Regions from separate parts of the Mus musculus genome. Here region 1 is linked to region 2. The links are chromatin loops, found by intact Hi-C in ENCODE. Cell type or tissue: left cerebral cortex. All regions are shown on one strand.

What was found. Hi-C counts contacts between places; a loop is a spot of excess contacts. Peaks named below come from ENCODE experiments on the same cell type or tissue, not always from the same donor. Only the 100,000 strongest peaks of a DNase experiment are listed, where the experiment ranks them.
Region 1: a loop joins it to region 2, with 4 times the contacts of the local background. A loop is called at or near these places in 3 of 42 quality-filtered maps.

The regions. Positions count from the first base shown.
Region 1 is chr6:73,379,182-73,387,181 of GRCm38, reverse strand. No RefSeq gene overlaps it. Among named protein-coding and RNA genes, the nearest start is that of 4931417E11Rik, 86 kb to the left of the region's middle. In left cerebral cortex, no CTCF peak of the experiment used is centred here; a DNase peak (open chromatin) is centred at 757.
Region 2 is chr6:73,478,283-73,486,282 of GRCm38, reverse strand. No RefSeq gene overlaps it. Among named protein-coding and RNA genes, the nearest start is that of 1700065L07Rik, 11 kb to the right of the region's middle. In left cerebral cortex, no CTCF peak of the experiment used is centred here; no DNase peak of the experiment used is centred here.

The DNA.
Region 1 (8,000 bases), 99 kb after region 2:
ATGACTATGAACTCTTGAAATCTACTTCTACTTTTCAAGAGCTGGGATTACAGACATGCACCTCCACACACAATGCCTTCCAATACTGAAGGCTGGTGGAAGCCCTGCACTATGCTAAATATGGTTTCTCCCATGTTGCCTTCAAGAATGATACCCTATCCTCTAGCTTCAGTAATTCCTCTCTCTCTTTAACCTGTCCTTTCATGCGACCTTCTACTCTCTCGGAGCAATGGATGCACTCCATTCTGAGAGTCATTCTCTGTATGTGAGCTAGGATTAAGGACCACAAGACACTCTGATGCTACCCTTCCTTGATGGCGCAGCTACTTTGATGAGAGTTCTGATAACTCAATATCAACCCCAAGCTAATATGAGAGATTCAGGAATAGCTGCATTCAAGATGTGTAGCTATTACTGAGTAGGAGGTAAGGCTATTTCTAGCCTCCCACAATAAGGAACCATTTCATATCCATTAGTTTGTTCATGGAAGATAGTCAAAAATACCTCCCCAAAGAATAACCTACGAAATAGAAGAAAGTTTTCCCAGATTATCCTAAAGCATTGGAATCAAAGGAAGACTTAGTTTTTGCTTTGCCACTCTAGAGCTGTAAAGGCCACCTAAGTGGGCAGCAGTAGCTTTCCAAATACTCTCTATGGTAGGTCATGACTGGCCCATCCAGACGCTGGCCAAGGTGTCAATACCTAGCCAGCCTTGGCAGCTACAGTTGGCTTTGGTTGAAGCAGTTGCCTGAAATAGCCTGGAACAGATGGAGGTTTGGGTGACTGCAATCCTGTCCTAAAGAGTGCCAAATCAAGAGAGAATTAACTCCGTTCTGTTAATTTCCAAACACTAAGGAAAACTACAAACCTCTGAACTAACAGAGAAAGCTGCTGGGGTGAAGGAGTGTTCTGAGAGCAAACAAAGGAGAACAGAAGAGAGCCATCAGGAAGCCTGAGGGTTAGAACAAGATTATTTTGTTTTCCTATCTGAAAGCCCTATAGAATATGGGCCCAGGTTAAAGGTTTAGGGTGTAGGAGTGTAGGAACATCACCAAAAGCTGTCTACTCAAGAATGGACTAAAACGCCTCTAAAATGATATCTTATTATTCAGTAAGGATCGTCACAGTCCTCTGGGGTTACTGGCTAGCCCTTGTCCTCCATGACATCTCTGGAAAAAGCCTTTCTGAAAGTTAGTATCAGTAATCAGTTAATGTTGGTGGGAGGTCTTAGCCATGTGGTACTGTGGGAGCAAGGAAGGCAGCATACTCTGTAGGCTACAACACTTGTGCCTACCAACACTTGTGTTAACCTATTCATTACTTTTCTCATTGTTGTGACAAAATGCCTGATATACGTGATGTAAAGAAGGAAACCATTTGCCTTGGTTCACAGTGTAAGAAGGGAGACAGCGCATCATGCATCACGGTGGAGAACAGCAGCGTGGCAGCAGGGCCATGAGAGAACTGCAGTCAGGAAGCAGGAAAAGGTGGAATACACTGCTTGACTCACTTTCTCCTTTTTTCACTTAGTACAAGACCCCAGCTATGGGATGGTGTCTCTGACAGTAAAAAACAGATAATCCTTGCAAAGTTAAACTTTCCCAGAAACATCTTCTTTGTGTTTCTATGGTTACTGTAAATCACCACTCAACAAAGCCACTAATTCTGAGCCCAATCATGGCACTGAGAAAACAATACAAAGCAAACTAGACAAAACTGTAGATATCTACCCACTCAGAAGGGACATGAGATATAACTGTATTCCTTGAAGTTGAGCCTCTCAGAGACCATCCATTTTTGGTACCCAGAAACACAGGGCCACCTCCTCCAGTCAAAGCTGACCACAGTCCCAGAGGAAAGATCCTGAAACTTATATCACACATTGATCTCTTCTTTGAGAAATATAAGGCCCAGTGCTGAAAAGAAACAATAGAGGCCGAGAAGTACTAGAAAGGAAACTAGCTTTGCAGTACAAAGCTATGCTTCAGTCTTGGCTCAGATAGTCATAATCAGCGGGGGCTTGAGTGCTTTCTAAGGAGCCCTGAAGATCAGAATCCAGAGATTCTGATCTTCAAAATGCACACACAAAAAAAGGCATTGTGTCCTCACAAGTCTATCCTGCCTAGAGATAGGATGCTGAAGAAATTCCACAAAGCAAGAGCTTATCTGTCACTAACAGGGAAAAAAGCCTGTAGCCCAAGGAAAGTAAATGGCCCACTTACTCATTGTCTTAGTTTGAGCATCCCCAGAAATAGTCCTTGAAATGAGCATTCAAGTACAAATATCTTGTTTCAGATATGCAACAAAAGCTGTGAAAGTCTGAGAGTAGAGAAGAAAGCCAAGGAAGAAGGAAAGCAGGCAAGAATGATCTAACAATCTAGTTATGTCTGTGTGCACCTGGAGGTTGATTCCCTGAGAAAATTCAAAACATGAAGTCGATCGAAGACAGAGTTCTGCGTTTATCTCTCCCCTCTAATGAGCCAACTGGGATAGTGACGTGCCAACCCCTCAGAGCCACTGATTGAGGGCTTCTTGGGCAGATGTGGGCAGAGTGACCTTTCCCAGCTCGTAAAGCGAAGCCTACAGACAGTGGCAAGCCACAGTTGGAGGGTCAGAACTAACTAAAATTATAAGGCCCACACCACACATGTGGGCTTCAACAGCTAGCAACCAGCTAAGAGCTGAACTCAAGTTTGTCTGTCATCCTGTTCTGAAATGGCTTAGCACTCATCAGCCCCGTTATGAGTCTCCTGTCCTTGACAACCACTTCCTCCCAGAGTCCATTTGGGCCAGAGCTATACAACCTGTACAAACCTATGACTTGCAAGCCAAATACACTGTCACTGGCATGGCACAAATTTGAGTGTGTGGCACAGGGTCTATTTCCAGGAGATCAATTCAAGAAGATACTTTGGCAGAAGGCAGAATAGTGACTCCTTAACAAATAACAACACAGCAAGTGCCTGAGGCCAGCTGACAGACCGCTGAGCACTCAGTACCTGGTTCAGGTGGCATGCTGAGTGTACAAACAGTAAGCATCCATTCTGATCCACAGAAGCATGTGTTTCTGGAGAGGGTACAAAGAGCCCAGAGCAAAACACACTTGAGTGGTGCGCACATCTCTAGTATACAGAAGTAGCTCAAACCCAAGGAGAATGAAAAGCATCCATGGCTGGAAAGAAATGGGCACCGAGCATTCTTCACAGTGATGATGGATCTGCCGGGGTCACGAGAGTTCAATAGGAGATGTGCTGTGGACACAGAAATATAATCCCTGTGTTCTGGTGGTGCAGAGCGGGTGAATGGGAACAGCAGAGCCTCCCTCAAGCATTAAGGAAAATTCTAACCTCTTGGGTATGGACACAAATAGCAAATGCATCTTGGCCTTGTTGCTATTGTGTGGACTATGCCAGCAATTCTAAGACACACGTTCTTTACATTTTGGTGACTCTGAAGGCTGCATGCAGGTTGCAGTAATGGTGGCCTCCAGTCCCTCCCAGGCACGCGGCAGCTATGGTATGACTGTCATGCCCTACAGCCCGAGATAGCTCCAATGCCTTCACTCGTGTACCAAGTTCAGTTACCTCAGAATAGAATAGCAAAGGCTAGGGATGTAGCTCAGTGACTGAGCATCTGCCTAGCATGCATGAGGCCTATAAATGAAAGTTATCTGAAGGAAGCTGCACCTTCCAGAGCCTTCTGCAGGCAGATCAACTGACTGGAAATTCAACTAATAACTGGCTCATCTTGAGATCCATCCCACGGGCAAGCACCAATTCTTAACACTATTAATGATGTTTTGTTATGCTTGCAGACGGGAGCATGTTATCCTCTGAGAGGCTCCACCCAGCAGCTGACTTAGACAGACACAGATACCCACGGACAAAAAGTGCATGGAGCTTGGAGACTTTTATGGAAGAATAAGCAGAGACTGTGGAGGATTAGACTGTCAATGCATCTACAGACAGGTTATCTTGGGCTGTCTATGCCCTCTTAATAGTCACTTATTGCCCTCCTTTGTAGTGAACTAACATCTTTGTGATCATTAGGAAAACTCTTTGGAATGTACAGATACCTAGCTACCACCACCACCCTCAAAAAAAAAAAAAAAAAAAAAGCTAAGCATGTGATCAGATGGCATCTGAAGCCCATGGCAGAGCTCTCTGCTTTCCTTAACCTGCCTATCTGAGGTTTCCAGCAATGTGTTTAAAAGTGTTGCGATCTGGGGAGGGAGGGTATGGGGGACTTTTGGGATAGCATTGGAAATGTAATTGAGGAAAATACGTAATAATAAAAAAATTGAAAAAAAAAAGAAAAACAGACTGAAGAAAAAAAACCTTAAAAAAGGTGTTGAGATCTATGAATTTCCTTGTTCTGTTACTATGACATCTTCATGAAACTGCTTCTACTTTGGAACATGGTATTGGAGTAATCCGAATCTTCAGAATTTGGTGTGCTATGAGATCCTGAGTACAATCCTCACCACCAAAAACAAAGAAAAAAAAGTAAAAGTTTAAAAAAAAAAAAAAGGAAAACTAGCAAGGTGTTGTAATTACTGCACTTAATAGATTATAGGGCTCAATATCCTATTATTTCCACTTTTTTATACTTAAACATTTCCATAATAGACAGGAACAATGTCTTTAAAAGCACACAGTGTTTTGACAATGAGATGAAGTGATTATTATACTTCCAGAAAAGAAAGAATTGAACGGTAGGATATTGGTGTGATATTAGTAAAACAAATATTTGGCATTGAAGGATTAACTGAAATTTCAACATTGTTTTAGAAAATAGCAAGCAAGCACTTTCTACGAGAATAATATCTACTGGCGCTGAAGCCATGGGACCATATGATGGGTCATGCAAAGCTATCATTAAAATCTTCTACCACTAGCTGGCCATGAAAATGAATTGAAATCTACAACTGATGGGGGTGAGCAAAGCTATCATTAAAATCTTCTACCACTAGCTGGCCATGAAAATGAATTGAAATCTACAACTGATGGGGGTGAGGAGGTGGGACACATCTCCAGAATGAGATACACACCTGGGATAAGGGAGACACCCAAGAATCAATGGGAATGGCCTTAGCTGTGACTAATAGCGTTGGTGATATGGAACCTGAAGAGGCCACTTCCTATATCAAACCAGGAACCCCAGTGGAACAATAAAGACACCAGTCCACCCACAAAACTTTCAACCCAAAATTTATCCTGTCTACAAGAAATGCAGGCATGGGGGGTGGATAGAGCAGAGACTGAAGGAATGGTCAATCAATAACCGGCTCATCTTGAGACCCATCCCATGGGCAAGCACAAATCCTTAACACTATTAATGATGCTCTGTTATGCTTGCAGATGGGAGCATGTTATCCTCCCAGAGGCTCCACCCAGCAGCTGACTCAGACAGATGCAGACATCCACAGACAAACAGTTGATGGAGCTTGGGGACTCCTTTATTTTTATCTTTTTTTATTTTTTTATTAGGTATTTTCTTCATTTACATTTCCAATGCTATCCCAAAAGTCCCCCAGACCCTCCCCCTCCCACTCCCCTACCCACCCACTACCACTTCTTGGCTCTGGCGTTCCCCTGTACTGATGCATATAAAGTTTGCAAGACCAAGAGGCCTCTCTTCCCAATGATGGCCTACTAGACCATCTCCTGCTACATATGCAGCTAGAGACACGAGCTCTGGGGGTACTGGTTAGTTCATATTGTTGTTCCTCCTATAGGGTTGCAGACCCCTTTAGCTCCTGGGTACTTTCTCTAGCTCCTCCATTGGGGGCCCTGTGTTCCATCCAACAGCTGACTGTGAGCATCCACTTCTGTGTTTGCTAGGCCCTGAAGAACAGGAGGAAGGCTTTTGGGTCCCAAAGGGGATAGGAATTGTACAGAAAGACCATCAGAGTCAACTAACCTGGACCTTTAAGGCTCTTAGAGACTGAACCAAAGAACATAAATGGTCTGGACCTAGGCCTCCCCTCACATACGTAGCAGATGTGCAGCTTGGTCTTCATGTGGGTCCTGAACACCTGGAGCAGGAGCTATCTCAAAAGCTATGGCCTGTACATGGGATATGTTCCCCTAGTGAGTCTGCCTTGTCGGGCCTCAGTGGGAGAGGAAGCACCTAGCTTTGCAAAGACATCAAGTGTCAGGGTGAGGAGATGCCCAAGGGAGTCTCACCCACTCAGAGGAGAAGAGGAGGGGGTACAGGAGAAGGATTGTGGGAGGAGTGATCAGGAGGGGCCATTGAGATGGATGTAAAGTAAATAAGTAAAAGAAAATAAATTTAAATTAAAAAAAAAAAGATCTTGTGCCACCCTGGATGTTGTAGCTCATTTCTGCAGTCCCAGTGGACAAAGCACTTGCCATATAAGCCTGAAGACGTATGTTTAGTGGGGGGAAGATTAAACCTAAAGACAAGAAAAGATGAAATCATAAAAGCACATTAAATCAGAAGTCCATGACAGAAGAGGCTGTGAGAAAGAGAAATCTTTGGAAATCACAAATTTCATGTGAGACCCTGTAGCTCACCACAGGCCACTTTAGACCCTCCACCTGCTGTCGCAAAGACAGCAAACTAGTTCCATCTTGAGGACCAACTCTGAGGAGCTACATGGGGAAGGATAAAGGAGCAGCAACGAGGCTTGCCAGAAAGCATCATGAAGGGGCCTAGTAAACCACCCCCCCATCCCCAGGGCTCGAAGCACAGGAGGATTAAATCACAATGGATAAACACTAGACCGGTAACCCCATGCTTTTTGAAATACATTCAAAACAGAAAGGGGCACGTCACACAAAATCCCAGCATCCCATCCAGCTTCTCTGGGCCACATAATACACCCCGAGGTCATAAAAATAGATTGAATGTAGGCTTCTGACTCACGGGCAGGCTATCCCTTCAACAAGGACTGCCACGTAGGAATTCTCCATTGCAAATAACACACCCACCTGATATCCCACCTATAGGCAGGGGATTCGCAGCAAAGGAATGAATTTAAAGTTGTAAAACCCATATAGCTGCCTTGAAGAATGTCCACAGGAAATGTATAAGAGAAGTCGCTTCAGAGCGCAAATGGACTTCAGCCATCACCTCATTCAAATCTCTCTCTGTACGGGGGTGGGGGAGAAATGAGGACCAAAATTAATAGAGTGTCAGAGGCAGGCCTCTGGAGTTCCTAGAGCACGCTGATGACAAGGCAGGAGAAAGTGAGGGAAGCTTTCAACAGTCATTCATACCAGCCCCTGTTATCCTCCCCCACAAACCCAGGAGACAACTGGATACACTGGGAGTAACTACCTAGAGAGCACTGCCTCTATGAATTAAATAAATAAACAAGCAAACAAACAAACAAACAAACCCAGCCACCCTCTACCATAGTGCTAGAACCAGGTTGCACCTGTGTTTCTTCTGAATCCCAAGCCCAGAGGAGTTCTCTAATCTCTTCCATTAATGCCCTAGCCATTCGTCAACAGACTAGAGAGGAGAAAGTCATGACTAGTGCCGTCACCTTGGTTCAACCTAGAGTCACCTAGGATGAGGGTCTTACTCAGACACTGTGGAGTCGAGCTCAGTCTGCGGACATGTCTGGGGAGGACTGTCTTCGTTGCCTAAGTTGAGGTGAGAAGCCTCAGCAGCTGTGAGAAGCCGGCGGCAGCTTTTCACAGACTGCGCCCTGAATTGTACCGCACTTAAGAAAGGTAGCTGAGTGTTCCTCTTTCTCCACATCCTCGCCAGCATCTGCTGTCACCTGAATTTTTGATCTTAGCCATTCTCACTGGTGTGAGGTGGAATCTCAGGGTTGTTTTGATTTGCATTTCCCTGATGATTAAGGATGTTGAACATTTTTTCAGGTGCTTCTCTGCCATTCGGTATTCCTCAGGTGAGAATTCTTTGTTCAGTTCTGAGCCCCATTTTTTAAGGGGGTTATTTGATTTTCTGAGGTCCACCTTCTTGAGTTCTTTATATATGTTGGATATTAGTCCCCTATCTGA
Region 2 (8,000 bases):
TCTTTTTCTTTTTTCAGTGTGTTTGAACATAAAACCTTCCGACTAATTAGCCGTTCAAGTCATCATAAAATGATTGCTTTCAAATTGAGAAGACCAAAAGCTTCACACACACAAGCCGACTGAGGGACAGCACCACTCGTCTTCCACCCAGAGTTTCAATTCACTTCCTAGGGCTATGAATTCAGAGGCTAAATGCATCAGCTAAATACATCAAGAACAATTACACTAGCTGCTCTTACCCTTCATCTCTGTAATAACCTAGCATGCTTCCACATACATGAGCATTCTGACTTACACCAGTCCACCACAATCTTCTGTGGACTGAAGCCTGGAAAGAAACAATACAGGAATGGTTATGCAAATCCCCCAGCTCAGTGCATGCATTTAAATTCAAAGTCTGAAACAGACAACCGCCTCTGTCTGACTTTCAATTTCATTCCTTTCTGATCCTGTATGCGCTGGGTGTGTCCAGCTCAGTATTTAGCACAGAGTACACAAGGTTAGACCTGGTAATCATGATTTCAAGATTATTAGACAAAGGAGAGGCATAGGAGCCAATCAAAACAGTCACCTGTGTGAGGCTCTGTGACCAAGAAGGGTCTGGTATGCCAAGCAGGAACTGCCAAACCCTGATAGCCGCTAAGGCAAACTTGACCTGAGGATGGGATCTAAAGGATGCACAGAATTAAATGTGCCATGCTGAGCTACACCCAGCACTGTGTATAGTCCTTAGAAAGATCCCTCCCGGCCAGAAGTGCAGTGCACATCTTTAATCCCAGCACTTCGGAGGCAGAGGCAGGTGAATCTCCATGTTCGAGACCAGCCTGGTCTGTAGTTCCAACAACTACAGAGTTCCAAAATCATCTATTGCTTTTGCAATTCCTCTATGGGTTCTCACTGATAAGAGGTTTTAGCCTAGAAATTTCTTAGGTATACTTTCATCAGCCTGGAAATAATAATTAAGGCTTTCTTCTATTCTAAGTTATAGGAGGAGACACTGGAGGGACTGTAAGACATAGTTCTTGACCTCAAATCTGGAAAGGAAGAAAAGAAGGATTCTAGTTAGAGCTGAAAAAGCAAGGTTGAAGCCAGGCATGGTGGCACATGCCTTGAATCCTAGCGCTTGGAAGACAGAGGCAGGTAGATCTGAAGCTAGCCTGGTCTACATAGAGAGATCCAAGATAGCCAGCTCTACTTCAAAGAGGGAGAGGAAGGGAGCCGGGGAGGGGAGGGGGAGGAAGAGGGGGAGGGAGAGATTGATTTTATAAATCTGTCACAGCAGCTCCTGCTACTACACATGCAAAAGTCAGCCAGACTCCCAGCATAGACAGGTGTTTTAGTCTGAGGTCTGTCGATGAGATGAAAACACGACCAAAAGTAACTTAGGAGGAAAAATTTTACTTCACCACACAGTTTATATGCCATCATCCAGAAAATTCAGGGCCAGAACCCAGAGGCAGGAACTGAAGAAGTATTCCTCCTTCCATGGAGGAACACTGCCTACTGACTTGCTCCTTGTGGCATGTCTATCCTTCTCTCTTGTACCACAAGGAGCTGGCTTCTCCCACAACAATCATTAATTATGAAAATCCCACACACAGAGACTTGCATACAGGCCTATTAGAGGGAAACATGTTCTCAGTTGAAGTTCCCCTTCCCAGATAATTCCAGCTTGTGTTAAATTGAAAAAGAAGAAAATAGCCAGGAGAGATAAGGTAGCCCCCCCCCCCCCCCCCCCGCTGAGGAGTTATTGGTAGAGGATAGTTGCTAGGGAGGGAGAACCATTCTTTCTGGAGGATGTGACTGCTAATGGGTTTCCATGTACTCTGGTGGATGGCTCCCACACTCAAGCACTGACTACAATTAGTGCCTTATCAAAGACAGTGAATTGAGAGAGGCACAGTAGGAAGTACATGGAGGGAGTTGAGGGAAGAAATGTGGGGAGATATGATCACTGTCCACTCTGGCTGAACAGCCCAACTTTCCCAATATAATGACTGCATCTCATGTGCAGGGAATGTCACACTTGATTTTGTTTTTAAACAAGATAGGTTTGACTTTGTGGCAAATTAGTAAAAACTGATTATAATCAACTATATTGCAAAAGAGATATTTTTGCCAGAAAGGCTATTTTTACAGGCCAGTGCTTGCAAACTGTAATCTAATTGAAAACAGTAGGCCTCTAAGAAAGGACTTAGTTATATGTTAATAGAAGCTTAGCTTAAAGGCTTATAGATGCAAGACCCCACTTTCCTCTGAATTGGCCTTTGAAGACTTAGCTGCAACTCTTGACCCTCATTTTCAGAACAGCTGGAAAGCATCATAGTTTGGTCACCAAAAATCCTAAGGTAGGTCATTGGTTATAGGGGAGCTTTGCATGTATATAGGAAGCCGAGCATGTACAAAGCTCTGACACCAGCGATACATACAAACACAGATAGAATACTCACAAGGGATAGCTAAGGTCATAGATATGCAGCGTTTAAGGAGAAATGAAGGAATAGAGCTGAGAGGACAGAGACTGGATTTAAGGCACCAACAGAAAAAGATCCAACCTAGAATTCAGGTCATCTCTCGGCCAGACTTGGACGATGAGAACAGGGGAGAAAGAGCCTTGCCCAGGGAAGAGCACATTGATTAGTTATCTGATCCCCAGTGATCCGCCCCCAAAACATACACAGACGGAGCAGGTTGTATTTATATATTTAAGTAATATTTGTAACAGCAGTTGAAGAAAAAGAAACCATGAATTTGACAGAGAGCATGTGTTGAGGGAGACACATAGTAAGGACTAGAGGAAGAAAATGGAAGAAGGAACTGTAATTATATTATCATTTCAAAATATTTTAAAGTGTATTTTAAAAAGGAAAAAAAGTCTTCTGGGTGGATTGGGCACGTAGCTTGATGGCAAAGCATTTGCTTAGCATGTTCAAGACCCTGGTTTCAGTTTCCTGGACTGCACAAAAGTTGATGATGATGATGATGATGATGGTGATGGTAATGATGGTGATTGTGATGATGGTGATAATAATGATATCCTCTGGTAAAAGATTCCACGCCTGACACAATAATCCTCTACCTCACCAATCACTAGCACACCCAGGGCCATCATTCTGTCCTTGCCCACAGTAGGTAAGCTGAGTGGGGCTGGCCCTTTTCCCTCAGATGTGATTTCACCTGTGCTCACCCTTACCTCTCGAACACCAGTTTCCCACTTAGGACTCACTGGAATTCTATCTTCCGCAGGAAATCAGTCTTGTCATGCTGGTTGCAAGCTCTCTGCTTTGCATAGCCCTGTGGTTTAACGTCTCTTGAAGAGTGTGCCTTTTAAAATGCATTGACTTGAACTCCAAATTAAGTTCTAAGCTACTTGAAAGTGTGGCGTGTCGCTTCCTTTATCCTTATAGCCTGGCTCTTAGTCCGATGCCTTCCGCAGCATCAATAACTGTGGAAACCTCCCTGAGTCGCATGCAAATTAATTGAATACAGGTTTGATTAAGCTTCTTTGGCTTTCTTCAAGGAGAAAAAAAAAAAAAAGAACTATTCAGCAGAATAATGCTTACCAGAGGCAAGGAAGGATAAGGAGAGAGTGGGGTGGGAAACGGTTGATGGATGAGCGCTGTTACAGTTATGAGAAGAGTTCTGGTGTTCTGCCTCACAGTGGCTGAGTGTGGATAAAGATAGCATGCTGTATACTTCAAAACAACTAGAAGAGATGACTAGAATGCTTTCTCAAAGAAAGTATAAATATTTAAGGACATAGATGTATTTATCCAGATTCGAACATTAGATAATAAGCACAGTGTAAAATATCACATGGGGGCTGGAGAGATGGCTCAGACGTTAGGAGCACTTGTGCTCTCAAAGAGAATCTGAGTTTGACTCCTGTGCCAGAGAATCTGATACCCTCTTCTGGCCTCTGTGGGCACCTGCATACATGTGCCACACACAAAATTAAAATAAAAGCAATATTATTTTTTCTTTTGTTTCTTTTGTTTTTCTTTTTTATTAGATATTTTCTTCATTTACATTTCAAATGCTATCCCCAAAGCCCCCTATACCCTCCCTCCACCCTGCTCCCCAACCCACCCACTCCCACTTCCTGGCCCTGGCATTCTTCTGTACTGGGGCATATGATCTTCGCAAGACCAAGGGCCTCTCCTCCCATTGATGGCTGCCTAGGCCATCCTCTGCTACATATGCAACTAAACACACAGCTCTAGTGGGTACTGGTTAGTTCATATTGTTCCTCCTATAGAGTTGCAGACCCCTTTAACTCCTTGGGTACTTTCTCTAGCTCCTTCATTAGGGGTCCTGTGTTCCATCCAATAGCTGACTGTGAGCATCCACTTCGTATTTGTTAAATGGGGCTAGAGAAGGCTCCGCAGTTAAGAGCCCTGACTGAGCTCTTTCAGAGGATACAGGTTTGAATCTCAGCATCACAACTCTCTGTAACTCAAGTTCCAGGGGATCTGATGTCTTCTTCTTCGAGCATCCATTGGCACTGCATACACTTGGTGCAAATACATACATTCAGGCAAAACAAATGCACATAAAATAAAAATAAATTCTTTTTAAAAATTATTTTAAAATCACAAGGTAGTCTATAAATATATAATTTTATGTGTTAATTAAAATCTAAGTCTGTGAAAAGAAAAATATATTTCAAGTATCAGGGAGTAATATTTTGGCTGAGCCTGAGATTTTTTGTTTGTTTGATTTTTGGGTTTTGTTCTATGTTTTTCGAGACAGGGTTTCTCTGTATAGCCCTGGCTGTCCTGGAACTCACTTTGTAGACCAGGCTGGCCTCGAACTCAGAAATCCGCCTGCCTCTGCCTCCCAAATTCTGGGATTAAAGGCGTGCGCCACCACCGCCCAGAGAGCCTGAGATTTTTATAAGACTTAGCATTGCAAGCTTTGGCCTCCAGGCTCCTGGTGAATGATAATATGATTTTCCAGTGACATGTTTCTAGAACAAAATCAGACAGCCTCATCATCAGACAATAGCCAATCAGCAACACGATTCAGCACAGAATTGTTATATAACCCAGAAGACAGCTTTCGCTTCATTTAAATGCAGTGAGTGGAGCTGAGGTCAAGGAGGCAGAGCAGATTAACCCAACTATTATTCTGAAGTGAGGAAAAATCCTTGTCGGAAAGAAAAAGAGACCTCCACAAAACCGAGACCCGTCTCCTGGTGTGAGGAATTTTTTTTAAGCAGATTCTGTCCCACTTGATCATCTGTGATTCTTGGCAGATGATATGGCATCATTTTCAATTACAATGACTAACAGAACTTTTTGTGAGATCTAATAAGTATACCAGCTCCCATAATGGTTCTTTATAAGTGTTCAGGCAGCTCAAATACTGTCATTCCAGCCTAAGATTCCACACTCTTTTGAATATACTTCGTGTTTCTTTTTAATGATCCCATTAGACAAATCAAGATTTTTGTCAAAGCAGAACTAGGAATTTTGACCTCACACTAAATTTTGATTGGTGGCACTCAGTGATCAAATAATACAGAACATACAATTTTAAAATTGCCAGCCTATTGCAATAACGAAAGAAGAGATGAAGGGAAGCTAGAGGCAGCACATCTACTTTACTCTTGGGGAGCTTATAATCTAGTTAGACACACAATGTGAAGTCGGAGTTTCGTAGTGAATGAGTGGTACATTATCCACACACAACTGCAAAGCACTGCGCTACTGGGGGAAGGAGGAGAGGGGTAGTTAGAGGGCAAAGAGTGGGGTTTGAGTCCCAGAGCCACCTCTTCCTTGATATACATCTTCAGAATAGACAGACACCTAACCTTTTTGAGCTTCAGAGTCCTCTTCCAGAAATTGCTTAGCTTGCAAGGACATTTTGAAGATTTATAAGGAAATAGTGTATATGAAAGCCAACCTAATAAGCTGTGAGTCTGTATATGTATAGTCACCCATGGACTTTTTTTTTTTTTTTGAGCCTTGCTGTATGTCTAATACCATCCTCAGTACATAAACATCTCTACTCTCCTCCTGGAAGCCTGGTTCAATCCCCAGCACCATATAAAGCCATTAAGTCTTAAACCTGGCTGTGATGCTACTAAACTTATCAAAGAGGAACGAACCACCAGATCTCCCAGCATCTGTCAGTCCCTACCTGTTACAGGGCCCTCCTGGCTAGCACACCCTAAACTTCTCCAGCCCAGAGGCTGGACTGCCTTCCCCCTAACCAGCTGCACTTTGGACTTTTTCACTACTTTCCTAGCCTCTTCATCTGGCTCTCCCTTGTCTGCTCACTCTTCTCCCTACATAGCCCAGCTCAGTCTGGTCACATTCACTCTGGACTCTCTAAGATGTCCCTGCATCTGGCTATGCTCTTCATTTTAATTATAAGAAAGTTTTCCTCCACTATACCTAAAAGCAGTCATGTCCTTTTATTTTTTTTTTAATTTCGTTTTTACATTTAAAATCCAGGTGTGGTAATATCCTGCCAATCTGGAGGAAGGACCAGGAGGGTGAATGAGAACAAAGCCAGCCTAAACTATGTGAGACCCCATCTCAGAAAACAAGACAAATAATGAACTGAGCAGATTCCTACAGGCTCTCTGAGAACCACATGGGTAGCAAAAGAGAAGCAGGAAGAGGAAAAGCTGAGCTTCCTTATCAGGTAAATCTGGAAAGAGTTGGGGGAGACAGAAAAGATCCTTCACAGAGATGATATCTCTTAGAAGTGGGTAAGCAGAGCGCTATTCAAGTACACTTTCTGTCTGGAGCGAAAAAAGTAAACTGAATCTATATCCACACCCAAGGATGCTGAGGTCAGATTCATCCACACCCAAGGATGCTGAGGTCAGATTCATCCACACCCAAGGATGCTGAGGTCAGCCAATGCAAAAGAAAATAACTGTTCAGTGAAAACTGTTTCACCTTGAGATACGTGAATGCATAGTAAGCAGAAAACCCACTAACTGAGCTCAGATTTGGAAACGATCCTACTAGAATAGACAGAGGGAACTCAACTCAGAAACAAGGGAATATATTAAATATTAGTGAAGAGACTTGGAGGACACCCTTGGCTCAGGGGATCTGGGGGACAAAGGATGTCACCTTGGTTGCCATTTCCCACCAGCAGGTAGAGGCTGCCTGGAGCAACCCTTCAGGAAGAATGCAAAGGCTTTGTCTGCACTCAGTGGGAGAGTGCCAGGATGAAATATTGATGGCAGCCTTGGGCACTGGATGGTACAGTCATCACTGCAGCTTTCTCTGCTAATCCTGCTTCAATGGGGCCCCAGTTCCTCCAAGATCATAAGCATGCACAAGTGAAGTTTAGCAGAACAGTGGCTCAGGGTTTGTGGGCATCTCATGGTCACTGAGACAGGGCTCTAGGCTGAGCTTTTAACAAAGCCTACTCGGCTTGCAGTAAAAGCTGCCTGCAAAGCCACATGTGTGGATGACCATGAAAGTGTGCAGAGGGGACTGTTGACCTTGAACGGCTCAGCGTCTACTGTGGAGAAAGCAGTATATAAATATGAATCAGACATTTATTCAGATTTTTTAAGGTGCCATTCTTTTCTGCACATTGCATAAGTTAAAGGACAATGACACAGAAAAGAAAGTGAAACCCATATCCAAACTTCCCTCCAGGACCTCTGCAAACTCGATTTCTAGTGAGTCCTGGAGCAGCTTCCTACTCAGGGCTGCTAATGGAATCCCTTCCACACTCTGATTCTTAATTTCTTGGCAAAAGATTTTTTTTCACTTTCTTGCCACACTACCTTCAAATCACCAGATTCTCTCACCTATAACATAAATGAATTTTAATTTTTTTGGCAGCCATATGTGAATGCCTCATATATAAAATCTTCATAAAATCTACCAGGAGGACCAGCAGGGCATGTGTCAATATAGTAGGAACCATTCCAGGCCAGCGAGCTGGCTCTACAGATGAAGGCGCTTGCCACCAAGTATGATGACCTGTGTTCAATCCCTGAGCCCCATGTGGTGGGATGATAG